Regions from separate parts of the Mus musculus genome. Here region 1 is linked to region 2. A link is a loop called in an ENCODE intact Hi-C map of the cell type or tissue named here. Cell type or tissue: left cerebral cortex. All regions are shown on one strand. Region 1 holds the start of Mtg2 (mitochondrial ribosome associated GTPase 2). Region 2 has its middle 6.3 kb from the start of Rps21.

Region 1 (4,000 bases), 180 kb after region 2:
TGAGAGCCAAGATGCTTTAAGGCTGTACAGCAAGGCTTTCATGTATGGGGAATTCCACGGTGCTACCGTGTGAGAGGGCCACTGCTGCTATACAGGATGCTAAGCTCCCGGCTACTGTCCACAAGAGGTGTGTCCAGGAACCTTCCGCACTAGTTTCACAGTGAACCGATTGATCTGATTGTGTAGCTGGCACTAGAGACATGTGCCAAGATGTCTTCAATGAGAAAGAAGAAAGCACTGTGGAAGAGGGGTGTAGCTCAGTTGGTAGAATGCCTACCGACCTAGCATGCACAAAGCCCTGGGGTTGACCCCTGGAATCACATAATCCAGGCATGCCACCACTTACTCAGGAGGTGGAGGTAGGAAGGTCAGAAGTTCAAGGTCATCTTCTACTACTTAGCAAGTTCAAGGCCAGCCAGGGAGCCAGACACATGCAAACCTGTCTTAAAAAAAGAGAAAGGGGGAAAAAAAAAAGCATTCTTGAGGAATGTTTTCATTTCTTCAGTGTTATTCTTTTATAGGCTAAGCACAATTGGTTAACAGTATTCACAGTTAACTAACTTAATTCTAAGCATTCCATTTTCACTTTGCTACCGGATATTAAATCCCACGCGGGCATTACTGTTTCTGCTACATACTTTTACACTTCATTACATATGTTTGTGATCTACTTCGTTCTTCATGTGGAAAACATTTAGAAACTGGAGTATCATTTTGTCACCTGACAACTCACATTACATGGTTTTTACTTAATTATATGCCATTCACGGGGGTGGGGGTAAGTGTTCCTGCTGTGTGCGGTGGCAGATGCACTCCGGAAGCCAGACAGGCATCTGGGTGCCAGGCCAGCAAGGGAGAGCCTGTCTCAAAAACAAAATAAAGCACGCGTTCAACAACGCTGCTGTCTGGGTGCCTGCCCTATGGGGCCTTGTGGGACAGACTGACTGGAGGGACAGCTGCCACCTCCCACCCAATCCCCGACCCAGCACTCAAGGTCCCAGACTGGTTCACATGCAGGCAGGGAAACCTCCCGACAGCTCCGAAACTGTTCCATGCTGGTCCTTTAGATTTCTGAGTAGGAACAAGGCCATTTGCTCGCACCCCAGGCGCATCTCTACCGATCCTTAGTGTGCAGAATGCTTCTTTACCTCATCTTTAAAAGAATGCCTCTACAAAGCCGCGGAGGCGGGGACTCAGGAAGACTCAACTGCCCATAGTTAGGCGACACACTGCGGCGCCTGCATCTTAACAGGTGAGCCTCTACCCTAGTAGCGCATCCATAAAGGCTTTCCAAAAGAGCTGGGCAAGGGGACGTTTCTGCCATTGTTTTCTGTTCATGGTCTCACTATGTGGCCTAGGCGGGCCTCGAACTCCTAGAAATCCACCTGTCTCATCTGGGAAGCTGCGCTTACAAGCGTGCGCCATCACGCTCAAGCTAAGGCGAGAGCGAGTCTTTCAGAAACCAACTTTACGGCGATCAGGCCGGACGGGCTCTCCTCATTAGAGCCACCGCACACAGAGAGAGATCCCGCCCAGTCATCCCGCCCGCCGCCTGCCGCCGGAGAACGCACACCCGTGCAATGCCGCCCGCACCCACCCGCTCCCGACAGCTCCCACCTCCGCTCGCTCGACTGGTTCCGGGTCGGGCTCTGGCCGCGCACGCGCAGTGCAGCAGCAAACCGGAAGGCGAGGCACCGCCCCCCGAATCCCGTGGTCTCTGTGGCTCCAAAGCCAAAGTCTGGGCACCAAGGAAGCTGAGCAGAAGGATCGCCGTGAATTCCTGCCCAGCCTGAGACACACAGTGATCCTGTCTCACAAAACCAGGAAAAAGCCAGGTGCCGGGTCGCACGCTTTTAATTCCAGTCTCGGGAAAAAGAGGCCGGGAATGTCTGAGAGTCACATAGGTTTGTACAGTGCGCCTCCGTCTAACCAACCAACCAAACAAGGGTGAAAATGATAGGGTGTTTAAAAACTGTACTTCGTTCACAAATAACAAGACAGACGTAACATGCTCAATAAACAGAAATGAGGTAATGGCTAAAAAAGTGTTTTAATGGAAATGGAAAGTCTTCCTCTTTTTACAAGTTTGAACGGACACTCAGTCACTGAAGCCCACGTCTGAGAACAGGTACAACAGGAAAGGAAAACACCTCCTTTCTGGGCCAGGCCTGTGTCTGCCCAGTGCCTCTGCGGACATCTCCCATCTCCCACTGTGCTATATGCTAAGTCTGCAGAGATGTCCATCCACCCATAGCCCCTGACAAGCGCAGCGCGTAGTGGTCAGCACATCTGAAAACCCCAGTCCTCAGTGGTCAAGTTCACCAAGTATTGAACGGATGCTGGGAAACAGGAGGAAGAATGAGCAGCGATTTCCAAATCTCCCTTTGCATCTTTTCTGGCCTTCAGTAGGAGGAACCATTGAAAACAAAACACAGTCAACCACACCTGCACGAAGGGTTCATTTCAGCCTAGGACTTTTCAAACATTCATGTTACAGAAGAAAAGCTATAATACAGGCAATGAAAAAGACTGGCATCACTTTCCCCCACAAAATTACATAAAAATCAATAAAACATTAAATAAACAATATTAATCATTAAATATATTAACACCAAAATCAGGTATAAATTAGGAAATAAATGTACAAACTATTTCACAAAGTGCTTTTAAAAATATATACACAACATTCAAGAAATTCTTAATGTAAGACATTTCAAATTGAACTTTTGGGGTGATACATATTTTAAGTGTTCTTTTCTTTCAAAAAGTATTAACACACACTAACACAGCACTTTACATATACACACACACATACACACTAATACAGCACTTTAACATACACACATATATATACACACATACACACACATACATACACACACACACACACACACACACGTACACACTTGCACATGTATGCATACATAAAAGGCATATTCCCAGATTGGCAAGGAATAAAAACCATTTCACAGTTACTTAAAATGTTTCGACATTTTCAATGGGATATTTAGCCCCCAAGTGAGCTTGTAGGCTAGTTTTATAAAAATTGCCAGAAAGGGAAGGAGCTAAAGAGATGATGAGTCCCTAAAATCAAGTTGCTAATACTTCTGCCATGTAGCGATCAGAAACTTGTTTCTGTAAAGTTAAAGCCGTCATGTAGTCAGCCCTTGCCTGTGTGTTTCCTAAACCCTGTGCCTATGAGACACATATGCCCATGGTTGTTGATAATGGTCCCAAGGAGAGGGAGAATGTCCTAGAGTAAGACGGCAGCCGACACAGACAAGTCCTTTGATCCGGCCCTTGATTCTCCTGTAAGTAAATGGAGCTTGCACTGTAAGTTCCAGCAAGACTGTCAAGATTAATTCAAGCAAACTCCACAAAGGTGCCTTACTACTGAGCTACAGGTAAGTTTTATATTTTAAAAACTATCAGCTGAAAACAGATGTGGTGGTGCATGCCCGTGGTCTCAGTACCCGGGAGTGGAGGCTGGGGGATCATTAAGTTCAGCCTCAGCTATGTAGTGAGTTTGAGGCCAGTCTGGGCTACATATAAGACACAAATAAAGCAAAAGCATCCTGGTGGACAGGTCTGATGTACCAAGCCCTGCATCCTTGGGGATGGTTTTGTATGTTCTTGGTTGTTCTGAGCACTCATCTTCAAGGTTGTTCTTTTCTTCTCATAGTAACATTGTTATTATCTAAATAAATGCTGAAAAATATGCCTGCTGCATTATATGCGGTGTTTTCCTTTGATAGAACCTTTTCAAAAAGGCTGTCTCTCATGTTTGCACAGAATTAAAACGAGATTAAACATCCTAGGAATGTAAAAAAAAAAAAAATCACCCAATTCTCACTGTATAAAACTTGTCCTTTTCATTTGAAAGAACGTAATAAAGTTATTTGGATTCATTAAAAATGCAGTGTGGATTTCAGACTTCCCTAAACGCAAAGGAACATCTGCTTGGCAATCTGAACTCAGAGGTCCTGAAGAAGTAATATAA
Region 2 (4,000 bases):
AGGAGATAAACAGTCTCTGAACGTTTTACAAATTCAATGGAAACTAACAAATTTTCAAGTGGCCAGGTGGTGGCCGTGCATGCCTTTGATCCCAGCACTCCAGAGACAGAAGGAGTCAGACTGGTTTCTGTGAGTTCAAGGCCAGCCTGGTCTACATAGAGAGTTCTAGGACACCAGAGCTATCTGGTGAGACCCCAGTTTCAAAAAGCAAACAAACAAAAATGAGTGTCTCATAATGATTATATAACTGCATCCAAACCGTGATGACTGTCCCCAGTTGTCAGCTTGACTACAACTGGATTGAAGTACAGTTCAGAAACAGAGGACACCCATGCGACCTGGATATGTATGTGTGTGTGTTTCTATATGTGAGTACTGTGACCCACGGAGGCCAGAAGGAGCTGAAGCCCCTGGAGCTGGAGTTACACGCAGCTGTGAGCTGCCCAGTGTGGTCCTCTGGGAAGCACTCTTAACCTGAGAGAGCCCTCCACCCACCCACAGCTCCTACTTTGCTCTTCATTTTGAGACAGCATCTCACTTAAGTTTCCCAGACTGGCTTTGAACTCAATTCTGTAGCCTAGGCAAGTCTCAAACTTGACATTCTACTCCCTCAGTCTTCTAAGTAGTTGGGATCATAGGTCCATGCCACCAAAACAGCTAGCAAAACAGACTTGTTTTGTTTTGTTTTGTTTTTACAAAGGGGGAGGCCAGGAGTGGTGACACATATCTTTAATCCCAAGCGGTGGATCTTTGTGAGTTCAAGGCCGGCCTGGTCTACATAGTGAGTTCCAAGCCAAACAGGCCTACATAGTGAGACCTGATCTCATAAATTAATTAAAAATTGGTGAGGGTGGAAGGTGGTACCAGGAAGAAGACTGAATCAGCAAAATGCTTTCTGCACAAGCATGAGGACCTGAGTTCAATCCCTAGAAGCCTGACGTGGCAACGCACACCTGTAATGCCAGGACTGTAATGTAAGGTCCCAGAGGCAGAGACAGGAGAAGTCCTGCAGCTTGCTGGTCAGCTAATCTAGTGACGCAGCAAATTCCAGGCTCAGCAGGAGGCTTTGTCTCACAAAGTGAGTCAGAAAGTGACTGAAAAAGCTACCAACCTCTGGCCTACACACACATACATCTACACACACAAACACACACATTCCTCTGGCCTGTACACAGATACACCTCTTGCCTGTACACACACACACACACACACACACACACACACACACACACACACACTGGCCTATACTTATGTGCGCACGCGCACACACACACACAGGCCAGAGGTCAGCTCTGGGTGTTGTTGAGACAGAGTCTCTCATGAGTTTGTATCTCAGCCAATTTAGCCAGTGAATCCCAGGGGTTCATCTGTCTCCACCTCTCCAGCACCCCAGCATGGAATTGCAATTCCACCTTCAGGGCACACAAGATCCTTTCTATAAAAATAATTTGATGCACAAAATTCCAGACCCCCAAAGTAAAGAAGTAAGTACCCCCCACTGGAGGAGCGGAGTGAGTTTCTTTCTCCGCAAGCCCCTAAGGATCTGCAGGAGAGGAAACTGCTCACAGCAGGTGCCATCCTGAAAGGTCTCTTCACACCCCCTTGTACTGTTCCTTGTCGCCACTAGGGGGCATCCAAGAACCATTCTGGAACAAGAGCAAGCTTACACGGTTCAACCTAGCCGCTTCCAGACTAGCTGAACTCCTTCACCTAAGAGACAGAACCTCTTGTAAGATCTCCAGGGTGGGAATGGGGTCAGAGGCCAAGTAAGGACCCCAAACTTCAGACGCTGTTAAGCAGATACCTCCCTGCAGAATCTCAGGCCTCAGAATTCAAGCTGCTGCTTCAAGGCAGTCTTTTCAGGCAGGGTTCCTGAAGGTCCTCGGGTCTCCTCCCCAAGAACACTGCTCTGCCTCAGTGAACCCCATGTGTCTTACATGATCTCGACCGCTTACACCACGCAGGGAATGTGAACAGTCTTGTATGATCTCAACCGCCCATGCCATGCAGGGAGTAGGGCTGGCTTTGTACTCTGTTGCTTTTTAGTTGTTGTAAAGAGGATGCTTTCTTATTCTTATTATATTTTACTTTTTTTTTTAAAGATTTATTTATTTATTATATGTAAGTACACTGTAGCTGTCTTCAGACACTCCAGAAGAGGGAGTCAGATCTTGTTACGGATGGTTGTGAGCCACCATGTGGTTGCTGGGATTTGAACTCCTGACCTTCGGAAGAGCAGTCGGGTGCTCTTACCCACTGAGCCATCTCACCAGCCCTATATTTTACTTTTTATTTATTTGTGGGCGTGTGAATGTATGAGGATGCACAGATGACATCACCATCATTATCATCACCATCATCAACATCACTATGATCACCATCATCAATTTTCTAGTTAAAAGGCTGGGTGGGCCGGGCGGTGATGGCACAGGCCTTTAATCTTAGCACTTGGAAGGCAGAGGCAGGCAGATTTCTGAGTTCAAGGCCAGCCTGGTCTACAGAGTGAGTTCCAGGACACCCAGGGCTACACAGAGAAACCCTGCTGTCTTGAAAAAGAAAAAAAAAAAGAAAGAAACGCTGGGTGGATAGATCCCTAGTCCTGGGTTGGTTACTCTGAAAGCCCCCATCATGTGCAGCTCTGATCTGGGTTATCGGGGTCTCTGTGTGCAGCACACCTCACTGGGTTCCCTATATCTCCTGAAGGCCCACCTCCATCCCATACGTGTAAACTGAGACTTCATGACAAAATGGGGTAGCTGTGTATGGGCCAAGTGCTGTGAGCTAGGTCAGCATCAAATGCAGCTTTTGAGAAAAGGATCCAAGTTGGGCAGTGGTGGCGCACGCCTTTAATCCCAGCACTCGGGGGGGGGGGGGGGGGCAGAGGCAGGCAGATTTCTGAGTTCGAGGCCACCCTGGTCTACAAAGTGAGGTCCAGGATAGCAGGATAGCCAGGGCTATACAGAGAAACCCTGTCTCGAAAAACCAAAAAAAGAAAAAAGAAAAGAAAAGAAAAGAAAAGAAAAGAAAAGAAAAGAAAAGAAAAGGGAAGGAAGGAAGGGAGGGAGGGAGGAAGGAAGGAAGGAAGGAAGGAAGGAAGGAAGGAAGGAAGGAAGGGATCCAGTTCAGGGCAAGGAAACCTTCCTCACAGGCCTGAACTTTGGTCAGGATAAATAATGGGTCCAGGTAAGGGGCAGGCCTTCTCCTGGAATAGGTCTGACCAGGGGCTTCAGCCCCCTCTTCCTCAGGCCCCTCCTGGGTGAAGGCTCTGACAGCCAACTCAGAGAGTGGCTCCTGGTGCCTCTGCTTCCTAGCCATGGTCTGCAGCACACAGACAGTCATATAACCCTCTCTCTCCCCTAGGTACACAGGGTTCAAGTGAGGCCCCGTTAGGCAGTGCCAACAGAGAGTCAGCCCTGCTGTCTGGGGTCTAGAGGAACTCGGTACCCAGCTCTGAGCCAAACAACAGGAGAAGAACCTCTGCAGCCCAGCAGTCCACTAACTCCAACAACAGCCAACAGCTCTCTCCAACCGAGGTGCACTGTCAGGTCCAGAGTCATGCCCCGCCTCCAGGCTGACCTCTGACCCCAGGCACAGATTGCCCTGACTCTGGGTCGCTCCGTTCCCAGGTAGAGCGGAATTGGAATGAATGTGAAGCTCTAGGACTCCGCTCTGGACTGTTGCCACTACCAGGTCTTCCCCTGGAGACAGAAGCGGTGTGTGTGAGCCAAGCAAGCAGATCTAGGCATTGGGAAGAGCGGGGGCTGCCCCCACAGGGACATATCCCCAGTGCTGTGAGCCACTTAATCTTTTTTATCAAGCAAGTTTAGTAGTTGTGTGTCTGTTTCCTCTTAGGTCCTCCCCCTTGGCTCTGGTGTCAAGGACTGTGTGTTTGTTCACAGATATAATCTACTTCTTGGAATGTCCATATGTCTGACACTCTGACTCACTGACATGATTTCCTGGAATGGTTAACATACACCTCTCTTCCTGTACCCTCTAG

What was found. Peaks named below come from ENCODE experiments on the same cell type or tissue, not always from the same donor. Only the 100,000 strongest peaks of a DNase experiment are listed, where the experiment ranks them.
Region 1: it touches region 2 in a loop (4-fold over the local background); 7 of 42 quality-filtered maps call a loop at or near these places.

Annotation. Positions count from the first base shown.
Region 1 is chr2:180,068,233-180,072,232 of GRCm38, reverse strand. It overlaps Ss18l1 (SS18, nBAF chromatin remodeling complex subunit like 1), which reads right to left. Exons shown (of 11, transcript NM_178750.5): 11 at 2,032-4,000. It overlaps Mtg2 (mitochondrial ribosome associated GTPase 2), which reads right to left and starts at 1,640. Exons shown (of 10, transcript NM_181424.3): 1 at 1,618-1,640; 2 at 347-439. In left cerebral cortex, a CTCF peak has its summit at 1,603; DNase peaks (open chromatin) are centred at 887, 920, 1,208 and 1,649; H3K4me3 peaks cover 1,587 bases; H3K27ac peaks cover 1,695 bases.
Region 2 is chr2:180,249,088-180,253,087 of GRCm38, reverse strand. No RefSeq gene overlaps it. Among named protein-coding and RNA genes, the nearest start is that of Rps21, 6.3 kb to the left of the region's middle. In left cerebral cortex, a CTCF peak has its summit at 1,620 (motif pointing right); a DNase peak (open chromatin) is centred at 1,640.